Regions from separate parts of the Homo sapiens genome. Here regions 1 and 2 are each linked to region 3. The links are chromatin contacts, found by Hi-C or POLR2A ChIA-PET in ENCODE. All regions are on one chromosome and are shown on one strand. Each heading gives the region's core, a stretch centred on a gene start or an enhancer-like site at or near the end of the contact. The rest is flanking DNA. Distances are from core to core; before and after follow the strand shown. Region 1 holds the start of TRG-AS1 (T cell receptor gamma locus antisense RNA 1). Region 2 has its middle 30 kb from the start of TRG-AS1. Region 3 holds the start of EPDR1 (ependymin related 1).

Region 1 (3,929 bases), core at 1,017-3,516, 420 kb after region 3:
TGAATAAAAGCATTCAAATAAATGATATGGACTTCTTTATTCATACTTATGAAGTGTATGCACTTTTAGAGGCAAGACACAAAATCTAGACACTGGAAGATAAAAGATTGATTAAAATGTATAAAACCTTATCAGAATGAAAATATAAATATGACGGTCAAATAGAAACAATATATACTGCACTATGACAAACAAAAGACTTTTCTGTAATACTGAAAGACTTGTTCTGAATAAGAAAAAGTGAAAAAGTTCAACTGAACTGATAAAAATATTGTTACCTATAGGGTCAGGGAGAGAAGAGGAAAGAGAAATCCAGAATGGGGCCTGGTGAGGTTGCTCATGCCTGTAATCCCAGCACTTAGGGAGGCCGAGGCAGGGGGATCATCTGAGGTCAGGAGTTCGAGACCAGCCAGGCCAACATGAGGAAACCCTGTCTCTACCAAAAATACAAAAATTAGCTGGATGTGCTGGCGGGCACCTGAAATCCCAGCTACTTGGGAGGCTGAGGTAGGAGAATCTCTTGAACCCAGGAGGCGGAGGTTGCAGTGAGCCGAGATTGCTCCACTGCACTCCAGCCTGAGTGACAGACTGAGAATCCGTCTCAAAAAAAAAAAAAAAAAAAAAAGAGAGAGAAAAAGAAATCTAGAATGTAAGTTAAAATCTCCAAATGCATCTTCGTTAAAATTATGACTTTAGTTCCATGTAAATAGTTTACATATGCAAAACAAATATGAAACAAAACAAAATAATACAACAAATGTCTAAAATTTTAAAATGAAAACTGAACAAATAAACTAGCTATATCAATGTTGGCATGAACATGTAAAGAAAAATTATTTCAAATGATTTTGTTGAAAAAATATTCGGATTATGTACCCAAAAAGGAAAGAAAGAGAGAGAAAAGCAAGGAAGGAAGAAATGAAAAAAGGAAGGAAGGAAGGGAGGGAGAGAGGGAGGGAGGGAGGGAGGGAAGAAAAAATAATAAAAGCAAGCAAGGAAGTAAGAAAGGAGAGAGAATAAAAGGGAGGGCAGAGGGAGAGAGTGTTTAACTGCATATCTAGGCCTAGTGTTTTAGTGGTATTTATAATATTGCCTATATTGTTATAGACATAAGGAGTAAGCAGCACTCTCAGCTGCGATCTCTGGACCATGATTGGATACATGATTCAGTATAAATACCCTTCCCATTTGCTGTCCAAAATATCTCGCTTCACAGCTGGACCCTAAGAAACAGAGTGAGTGGGCCTCCCCCATGTCCTAGGAGAGCTGAGAAAACCTTGCTCTCAGCCAGGCTGCTTAGCTGAGGCTTAGCTGAGATGGCAGCTTAGTCTTCAGGAAAGTCCTGGGGGAGGGTGGGGAACAGGGTACAGCTGCTGACAGGAGAGTGTAATATTAGGGGGGAGATCAGGAGTTAAGCTGTTTCTCTTTGTACAGAATACAGTAAATTCAGGGCAGGAAATGAGAGGGGACGGCTCTCTCTTGTGTACCAGAAGCAGCCACAAGACAGATATTCAGTGTGGTGTAGAGCAGGTCTGAATCACTCTGCCTGTCCTAGGTGGCACAGTAATAGACCCCAGAGGCATTTTCATTTAGTTTTGGAGGTATAAATTTCCAGCTTATCCTTCTACTTCCATAAGTATCATGCTTTCCTGACTGACTCCTGATTCCAACATATCCCTGGAGTTGCAGATGTCATAGTACAGAAGATGCTGTGGGGCCTTCCCCTCCTGGCGTAGGTACCAGTGGATGTAGAAGGCATTTTCTACAGGAAGATCACAGGTGATTACAGCAGATGACCCCATCTGCCTGGTGCCTGACTTTATTTTCGCTTCCAAGTTAGTAGATATCTGACTGGCTGCAATGGGAACAACATAAAATATAATGAGGTATTCCTTAGTATGGCGTCCCTTGCTAAAGAAGAAAAATCCAAAACAAAACCCAACCTGTGAGCCTCTCTGTAGGCAGCACACTTACCAAGAGACAGGAAAGCTAGAAGCAGGGCTAGGGCCCACCACATGCCTTCGTCTCTGGGGTCTTGAAAGAAAGGGCCCAGATGAACAGGAGCAGAAGATCCTCTCAAAACTCAGGTCCCACTCAACAAGGAAGTGATCCCTAGCACAGAAGGCAGTGGGGAAGGCTGGTCTTCCTGAGTCACAAGCAGGGAGAAGTGACTGAGGATGTGTCTTAGGGGACTCCCACGCCTTCCTTCCAGAAGGGTGGTGCCTGGGAGGACCTGCAGAGGAGCTCCTGCCTCTCTGCTCAGGCCAGTTCTGCAGCACCCTCTGTGGCAGCTGAGAGCAGGCCCTCTGCAGAAGAGAGCCAGGGGCATGGAGAGTTCAGGCCTCCAGCAGAGGGAGTGCAGATATGGGGAAAGCTGACCCCTGGAGTCAGCAGGCCCAGCCCTAGGAGGGGGCAGTCCCACAGCAGGCTCACACCCTGCCCTTCAGAGTTGCAGCAGCTAATGCTGATGCCAGGACCTTGTCCTGCCAGGAAGCCTCTGATTAGGGCTGTGAACCAACTTCCTTTTCACATCTGCAAGGACACTTGGAGGCAACTGCCCAAGGCCACTCTGAGGAGGGTTGAATGTTCTTTATTAAAAGGACTGAGGATCATGTGTGTTGGTGGGCCTTGGACTCTGCTCTAAGGTAAATGTGTGTGTGTGTGGCGGGGGGCGGGGGGGGGGGTGCCTGTAATCCTGTGGGTGTGATCTCTTTATTAGACAATTTTTGTTCATTAAAGTAGGAGTGTAAGTTTGTTTGTTTGCTTGTTTGTTTTTAAAGTAGTACTGGGTGCCATGTCATGAAATATTTGGAACATACTTGAACTAAAAACTTGTTATATATCTGAACTTCCAAATTCCCTGGGTATTGTATATTTTATTTGTCATCCCTACCCTCAGAAAGCAGACTAATATCTGCAGTGCACCTGGATTCACAGATGGAAATAAGGGGACAAAACAAGTACAGTAATATAATTGTGAAAATTCAGTAGGGCATGCACAGATTACCACCACCTCTGTAAGAAGTATATAGAGACACATGTTTGAAATATGCATAATGAGATGTAGAACAATGTCTCTCTTGGTTGTTGTGTTGTCCTAGCTCAAATTTTGCAGTTTCTGCTGTCATCACAGCTGGGAATGAGAAAGGGAAGGGGCTCCAGTTGGTCTCCCTCTGCCTCTGGAGCACACGTGGAGGACATGAGGCTTCCGCAGGAACAGCTCTGAAAGCTGAGTTCTCGGGTCCCTGTGAAGGAGGGAAGCTTGCCTGCCTTGGAGCGTGAAAAAGTCTTGCTGGACAGAAGTCTCACGGTTTAAAACTGGGAAGGGAGAGGATTGAGATCACACTAGAATGCACAGAAAATTCTTAAAACAAAAAAATGAGAGAAACTTCATCAGAATGTGAAAAGAACTATAAAGCTACAGTGCTGAAGAGAGGGCAATACTGGCACTAGAATGAGAAGATTCATGGAACACAGTGGAAAATGCAGTAAGAGAGCTGCATGTATGTAATATTTTATCATGTGATAAAGTGATATATTAATATTCACAAGGAAATAGTCAATTATTTAATAAGTTCTCTTTTTGGTATTGACTTACTGTATGGAAACAAATATTGTTGCATTTCTACCTTACTAGTTACAAATAGTGATTTAGTTGTAATAAAATGAAAATCATTAGACTTAAACGATGATGAATTGCATAGAAGTTCTAGGTGAGATTGGCCTTTCTAAGCCTGGCATCAAACTAGACACCCTAGAAAAATGGACAGATATTATTTTATTTTTCAAAGTTCAATTCACCATAGGTGCCAAATGTAAATAATAACACATGAGGAGTAATATCTTCAACACATTGGATAAAGGGTCAGTATCTCTAAAATAGTATATATTAATTCTTACGAACCAATAAGAAAAAATTAATCCTCCAA
Region 2 (3,592 bases), core at 520-3,019, 390 kb after region 3:
GGTGGGGCTCTCAGCATTGCCCTTTAAGTGGAGGCTTTTTGTGGTGGGGCCTCACGACCAGTCGTCGGGCTGCTGCACCCATCCTCTTCCCCCAGAGAGGTTCCCCACATCCACGCCCCACCTCGCAGCAAACATGGGCAAGGAGGAAACTGGCTGCAAATGTCCCATTTATCCTGTACCTGAGGAGGTGGTAAAAATTAATTCACTGAAGAGTTTGATTTAAAAAAATGAAGTTCTATAAATAACAACATACCTATAAATTTGGGATGCTTTTTCCTAAAATATGTCCTTTCGATATTAGAAAATGTGATGATGACAAAAGCTAGTTTTTACTGTTGCAACCAGACTGTGACAAAAATGAACTTTCTCCTTTTCTTGTTTGGCAAGACTTTTACTTGAATCTTCTGGCTCTATGAAGCCTTCCCAGTGATCCATTAACTTCTTCCTTCTCAGAACATTTATCTATGTCATGGAATCAAGGACTCATTAGTTTCATTTTTTCCTTTGAAGAACAAGTGAATGGTATAGTGGTATTCCTATTGATATTCACTCAAAAGAGTCGGGCTGTTTGATTGCTGCATTATGTTTCATCCAGCAAACTGGAAGTCTTCCTGCTTCAACCTTTTTCTTTAAAGGACCAAATTCCCAACTTGGGTACGCTTACAGGAACACATTCCACATCCTTGTGAATATACAGAGAAGTCTGAGCCCCTCTTCCCTCCCTTGTCATTTATTCCAGTTCTTGCTGGGTGAGTGTGGTGTGGTGGGAAGAGAGTAAGTCTTATGGACCGTCACACTTGCTCTACATCCCTTCTCTGCTACTAGTGATGCCTGCGTGATCTTGGAGGCTACAGAGTCTCTCTGAATCTCTGGTTCCTCCTCTGAGAAAGGAGATGACAATATTTAAGTGAGAAAAGCATGTAAAGTTCCCAGCCTGACACTGACTTGGCCCTCTGCCCATCCAGGCCCTCCCTGGGCAGCCAGGCAGGAAGCAGAACATGATGTGGCCATCTCAGGCCAGGCTGCAGTTGGGTCTCAGCCTTTCCACCCTTTCCCATCCACCTTTGGATAACATTTCTGTGCTCCCCAGCGGACTGAGGGTAAGGGAGTGCAGCGGAAAGGTGATAATCAGGGGGAATATCTCTGTGTTCCATCTCGCTGCTTTTCTGTTGCTCAATAAACACAGTTTTGGTTACGCTTTTTTTTCTTGTTAAAAAAAGAAAAAAATCTTAGAACCCAGAAGTCAGAAAAACTTGATTGCATAAGAAAATTCTCTGTAGAGAATTCTCTGCAGATTGTCTGTAAGTAAACACCGTTAGCATCAATTTAACTAACTTCATGTGACCCTGGGGAAAGGAGCTTAAGGCCGCAAATGAAAAAAAAAAAACTCATAAAACGAATTATAAATTTTTTTATTTCCCCCTGAAATGTCTCTATTTAAAAGTTCGTGTTTGGTTTTGTTTTTCTCATCACTGTAGGAGATCAAGGCAATAGATTTTGTAGTCAGACAGACCTGGATTCAGATCCCAGCCTCGCTGCTTACTATCAAGTATCTTAATTTATCAAAGTCTCAAATCTGTACTTAGAAAATATCTATAAAGGGCATTTGTCCCCGCGACAGAACCGCTGCCGCCATCGCTGTCATTTAAGATCGCCCGGGTCCCTCCGCCGCCACCATGTCTCTGGGAAGCCGCAGCGCGGCGGTCCGACCACCCAGCCCCCTCCCGCCGCGCCCTCTGCCCACCTGCCCCCACACAGCCACCGCCTCCGGCAGCCGCCCCATCTCCGCCCCTTCCGGCCAGCCGAGCCTCATGGCTTAGATGGCGTCCATGGCCGCAGGGGTAGCCGTGGGCTCGGCTGTGGGACACGTCATGGGCAGCGCCCTGACCTGAGCCTTCAGATGGGGGAGCTCGGAGCCCGTCCAGCCTGCTGCCCAGCAGACCCCCACACGCGCTGCCCCCCAGCCCCTGCAGATGGGGTCCTGCGCCTACGAGATCCGGCAGTTCCTGGACTGTTCGACCACGCAGAGTGACCTGTCCCTGTGTGAAGGCTTCAGCGAGGCCCTGAAGCAGTGCAAGTACAACCATGGTCTGAGCTCCCTGCTCTGAAGAGGTTGGTGCAGACTGGGGGGCCAGCCCTGCACCCACCTCTACCCTTTGCCGACAGCTGGACCACAACACCAGATTGTACCAGATGGCTGGGATTGGAAGTGTGGAGGTTTCTCACCCCACGAATAACCCAAGACACAAACGTGCAAATAAAAGAGTTTATTAAAAAAAGAAAATATCTATAAAAATGAGATAATAATAATGATAGTATTTTGTTAGGCTCAAATGACATAAAGCATGCAGTATAAAGTGCCATGCACATAAGAAGTACTCAATAAACAATAGCTACTATTACTACACTCATAAGAATATTTATTACATTATTCATTTTCACATAGAACTGAGCTCTTTCAGAGAATAGTCTGTACATTTAATTCTGTGCATGTAAACTCACTGATTTTTCTGTTTTTCTGTGGCTAAGCAAAGAAAATAAGGAAAGTCAGAGAAATCTGCTGACCTATGGACTGCAAATTCAAATTCTGCCAATTTCAGAACACAAATATGGAGTTTTGATAATTACTCTGTAACTTTAGTTTATAAGTAAAATATAAAGAGAACGGGACTACAGTAAAGTATAGCACGTGATTCAATCTCTCTGAATCCCTTAGCACTTTGCTAATTTGCTAGTTAAAAGTTGACTTAAAAGTGACAAGAAATTAAATTAGGGATCTACAGAAGAGACACATCAATTATAGCAACAGGGGTGAGGGGATAAATTCTACTTGACATGAACGTGACAGGCATTTCTCTATCCTCAATCATCTAATGAGAGTTGAGATTGTTTCTCTATTTTAAACTTAGTTGTTGTAAAGAACACTACGAGCACAATTGGATTAATCATACTATCGATTCATGAAGCACTACAAGCATAAAGCACTATAATCATTTATCTAAATGTGTATCACTTTTATGTTTCTTATTTGAGTCTACTACATGTTGGTGATTTATTTAATGAGTCAACAAATACCTAAGACTCCTTCACTTAACTCAAGAACAAAAGCATTATTAATAATCTACATGCTCCTCCATATTAAGAAATCAACTAAAGAAGTACTAATTAATGATGATCTCTCAAGATTTGTCCAGTTTCCTGTTTTTTTACTCAAGGAACAGTCACACATCCTGTTCTGTTGGAGATGGGACCTTGGTGGTTTTGTGGAAAGTGAAACAAAACTAATAAAACCTTCTGGCTCCCTAGCTTGTCCTACTTATCTGAAGTCAAACATAATCCACTTATTGGGCCATCTGCAGGATTTCCTCCTTGGCTCATCCAAGTCCATTTTCCACATAACTCTGCCTTAAAAGTCTGACCGCCCTGGGCTGCATGGATGGTCTTCCCTATCCTGCAGGTGTTGTTTGGGGGTAGAAAATGGAAACATCAGCAGGCAGCTGGGAAATAGGAGCGTGGGGTCAGCGTTCCCTCCCTGAAAAGGGGCCTTAAGTTGGCTGCATCCTCCCCACATTGGCCAATATGCAGTGCCATT
Region 3 (4,128 bases), core at 1,043-3,542:
GGAAAGCCCAGATGACATCTCAAGCCATTTCTAGCAGTAAACTCCAATGAGTCTAAACCCTTCACTGGGTGAAAAAGATTTTCAGCTGGAGTTCCTACCTGGGGAGCAAGAGAAAGAGCTGAACTACCCTACACTTTTCCTATGAATCTGAGCAGGGCAAACTCGGAGAGGGCTCAAATTTCTGCAGCCAGTTTGAACCTGCTGCATCTGTTTAACTATGTAAGTACCAAGTCACAAAGTCTTATGGGCTTCCCTGATGTTCTCTGAGGCATGCCCTTTAAGAAAAGGTAAGAGGAAATGAAGAGCCCTTCTTCCTAAAGCTTTGTGCCTGCCCCATTCGGCCCATTGGTAGTGTCTCTGGTGGTTCGACAGACAGGGGGCAGCAGAGAAGGATGCATCAGGAAAACCTGTCAACTGTCCCTCCTCTTCGGGACTTCCAGGGAGGCTGTGATTCTAGAACACCCTACTTCAGCATTCAGTCCATTCTTTCCATGCCTTACATTTATTTAACAAGGCTCGGGAAGTTGCCTCATTCAGTGGCTTCTCTCTGGTGACTCCTTTTGGTCTCCTCAAGTGCCTGTTCTTTGCCCATCCTTTAAATGTCTGGAGCTCTCTGGGGCTCCATCCTAATCCTTCTTCTCACACTCAACACTCCCCTGAACTCCAGGTTTTCTCACCCCCAACACTTAGGACATTTGGGGCCAGATAATTTTCTCTTCATTTGGGAGAGGGGAGGTGGCTGTACTGCACATTGTAGGAAGTTTAGTAGCATCCTTGGCCTCTACCCACAAAATGTCAGCGGTAGCCTCCTCCCCATCTACATTGTGATCATCAAAAATGTCTCCAGATATTGCCAAATGTTTCTTTGCTGGGGAGGGGGATGTGAAATTTCCCCAGGAACCACTGTTCTACTCTTCGGCTTCATTTACCACCTATGTACCTATGGCTTCCTAATCCAAAAGCTCTGCTGGTTTCCAGAAGTATTTATCCAGCTGTCCCTTGGATATTTCCACCTTAATACTCCACAGTCAGCTCAAGATCAACCAATCCTAAAATGAATTGATCATCTCTCCTCACTCAGGACTGGATTCCCAGTGGCCCAAACCAGAAACCTCTCTCTCTGAGTTGAAATGCTTCTCTACAGCTCCCACCTGTCTTCCACCCTTTCCATGACCACTCCCGCTGCCTTAGCTGAGTCAGGATCATCTCTTTCCAGGATGATAACAGTAGCTTCCTCCTCTCCCTGCCTTCCCTCTGGCCCTACCCTTTCTGTTGTCTAAGTGGGCTTTCTAAAGCATATGCCTGATGATGCTCCTCCCTAGCTTTACATTGATTGATAGTTCCCACAGTCCTCAATATCAATGACAAATTCCTTAAAATGAGTGCTATGGCTTCAGAGTACTCCTCTACCTTGTCCTTGAACCCCAGCATTATTCTTTTCTTGTCCTTATGCCCTTCATTCAGGAATGTTATCTCCCACTTTCACCTGGCTCAATCTTAATCATCCTTGAAATGCAGTTCAAATGGAAAGACGCTATACATTTTTTTAGTTCCTTTCTTTTTTCTTGATTTCATACTTTATCACTATATTTTTAGAGACAGGGTCTCGCCATGTCACCCAGGCTGGATGGAGTGCAGTGGCATGATCATAGCTCACTGCAACCTCTAACTCCTGGGCTCAAGCGATCCTCCCACTTCAGCCTCAGGAGTAGCTGGGACTACAGGTGTGTGAGCCTCGCTCATTCCATATTATAGATCCTAACATTACATAACTATAAACCCAATTAACCTTATTCTTGAAGAAGCGAAACCCCCCAGACACCCAAACCACTCGGCTGGTGGTATTGCCAGGCGATGGGAGGAGCAGTCTCACTGCAATGTGACCTTGAGGCTATGTCCATGAGTCCTAGGCCCAATGCAAGGGGCTGTCTACTAGTCTCCTAGACTCTTCACTGGGAATGGGAGCTGAGGAGCGGCCATGATGAATAGCTAGTATCATTTCTTCAGGAAAAGACTCGTCTTTCCACTTTTAATTTGGAGGAAGAAGTTTGCAATTTTGTCGAGGGGCAATGTAGGCGGGGCAAACGTTTGCACAGCAAACGCAGCAGCTCTGCTTTTCCTATCTTGACCTTGAACTTGCCCCTCCCTGTGTGATTACCTGTTGAACACTGAAGTTAGTGGAGAAACACACTTCTCAGCACAGTCTCCCCCCATCCCCCCTCTTAAAACACGATGCCTCCCAGGATGCTAGTGGCACCACTGCCACTGCATTTCCTGTTGGCAGCAGTGAGCAGTGAAAACCGAAGCGGCAGAAGGCAGTGGCAGCAGGCAGTGGCAGCAGGCAGTGGCCCAGGCAGAAATAGCTCCCGCGCGATTCACTGGAGCCTTCCCCGGGCCCTGGTCCCGGCTACCGGGACTCGCGCGTCCGGATCTCAAAAGCGGCAGAGGCCACCGAAGGGACAGGAAGCACTTTGGTCCAGACCACACTCCCGGCACAGTGCGGAAAGAGCCGGCGGGAGCCACTCTGATCCCGGACGCCTCAGCGCCCCCTTGGGCTTGGGCTTGCCCTCGGGCCGGGGAAGGCTGACCGCGATGCCAGGACGCGCTCCCCTCCGCACCGTCCCGGGCGCCCTGGGTGCCTGGCTGCTGGGCGGCCTCTGGGCCTGGACCCTGTGCGGCCTGTGCAGCCTGGGGGCGGTGGGAGCCCCGCGCCCGTGCCAGGCGCCGCAGCAGTGGGAGGGGCGCCAGGTTATGTACCAGCAAAGTAGCGGGCGCAACAGCCGCGCCCTGCTCTCCTACGACGGGCTCAACCAGCGCGTGCGGGTGCTGGACGAGAGGAAGGCGCTGATCCCCTGCAAGAGGTACAGGTCATCGGCCCGCGGGGCGGGAGTAGGGAGCCGCGCGGGCATGGGGAGGGCGAGGTCGCAGAGGCCTGCGCCCTGTAACTCTTTCCGGCCCCTTGCAGCTCCTCCCTTCTCCCAGAGAGATCTTTCGCGAGGAGGGTCTCTTGGGGATAGCATGGTCCGGGACTGGGAGGGGCGCTGCGCCCACCGAGGGCGGCCTGCTGGCGGGGGACTCAGTAACACCCAGCGAGGCGGTGGCAGGTAAAGAAGGGACCCATCCAGGGCGGGATCAAGCTGCAGAGTGCCCCATGCCCAGGTTCGCCCCTGTTCTCACGCTGCTGAGTCAGGCTCTGGGCTCATGGAGCCCCCTGCAGTCTAGGGCGTGTCTTCTGCGCTATCTCATTTCTTTCTAGAGACATCTGCTAGAGAGGCACGCAGAATATGTATTTTCTAAGAAATACTTTTTGTATTTTAAAAGAATATGGCAAGATTACAAACGGTATGGGAAAGTGATAAAAAGAAAATTTCACCCACAAACTTAGCAAATTGTTACAGCATTAAAATTTTGGTCTACTCCTTTTAAGTTTTTTGTTTATTTTAAAGCAAATTTTACATACTATGATCAAAAGCCATACGTTATCTGAATCTTTTTTTAACTTAACATTGTCCCTTATATGTTCTTATTTGCCATTTTATTAGCTTGCCTCCTATTTTTAATGGCTGCACAGTATCGCTTACAGGGGCAAAGCTGTAAGTTTCTTTTAAGTATTGGTCTGACCATTCACCTTTTCACATCTGTTGTGACAAAGGAAACCCTCTTTTTGAGATGTCATCTCGCTTGTGGCCCCTTTAAGACCTGATTTCTAATTTGGGATCACCACCTGTCTCCCTTCCAGAGCCCTGCCGTTCCCCCTAAGTGTGTTCCTCTCACTGGCCTCTCTTTATGGCATTTGCATCATTAGGAGTTGCAAAGTGAATTTCCATGGTTTGAAACGCCAATGGACTGTAAGATCTATAGCAAAAGGGCACCATTAGTTTATAGAACAAAACCAAACTTGATAATATCATTTATTCTAAAAGCATTTGTTCAAGTATTAGGCGACTTGAAGAAAGTACGGAAAGGGCAGACCCTTTCAAACAATATCAAGGGTGCAAAATAATGCATTATGAAATGCAGCACAGAGCAGCACAGTCATCATGGTGGACTGGGAATTGATTCGAAGTCTTTCAAGAACATGAATGTTTTCAGTAGGGTCTTGAAGGGCACAGTAATAATAATAACAAC

The links. A loop is a pair of places that touch in the nucleus more often than their neighbours do. ChIA-PET counts read pairs that join two places held with the same protein, here RNA polymerase II (POLR2A). Pooled maps may share reads with other maps.
Region 1: a map with no recorded cell type shows a loop between it and region 3 (4-fold over the local background). The contact joins the promoter of TRG-AS1 here to the promoter of EPDR1 in region 3. A Hi-C loop is called at or near these places in 1 of 168 maps with a recorded cell type or tissue (GM12878), 11 of 37 single-sample maps with no recorded cell type and 11 of 50 pooled maps. POLR2A ChIA-PET finds 5 or more read pairs at or near these places in 3 of 52 experiments (A549, K562 and WTC11).
Region 2: a map with no recorded cell type shows a loop between it and region 3 (2.5-fold over the local background). The contact joins the enhancer-like site here to the promoter of EPDR1 in region 3. A Hi-C loop is called at or near these places in 3 of 168 maps with a recorded cell type or tissue (chondrocyte, endothelial cell of umbilical vein and mammary epithelial cell), 7 of 37 single-sample maps with no recorded cell type and 6 of 50 pooled maps. POLR2A ChIA-PET finds 5 or more read pairs at or near these places in 2 of 52 experiments (A549 and Panc1).

Annotation. Positions count from the first base shown.
Region 1 is chr7:38,339,155-38,343,083 of GRCh38, forward strand. It overlaps TRG-AS1 (T cell receptor gamma locus antisense RNA 1), which reads left to right and starts at 2,267. Exons shown (of 4, transcript NR_040085.2): 1 at 2,267-2,645. It also overlaps TRG and the pseudogene TRGV6.
Region 2 is chr7:38,309,707-38,313,298 of GRCh38, forward strand. It overlaps TRG and the pseudogene LOC103689914. Among named protein-coding and RNA genes, the nearest start is that of TRG-AS1, 30 kb to the right of the region's middle. Within about 2 kb of position 1,770, at least 20 of the 41 ENCODE cell types and tissues checked have a DNase peak (open chromatin) inside an H3K27ac peak, as active enhancers do.
Region 3 is chr7:37,918,348-37,922,475 of GRCh38, forward strand. EPDR1 (ependymin related 1) reads left to right here and starts at 2,293. Exons shown (of 3, transcript NM_017549.5): 1 at 2,293-2,861. The coding sequence starts at 2,593. RefSeq lists a silencer at 2,538-2,987.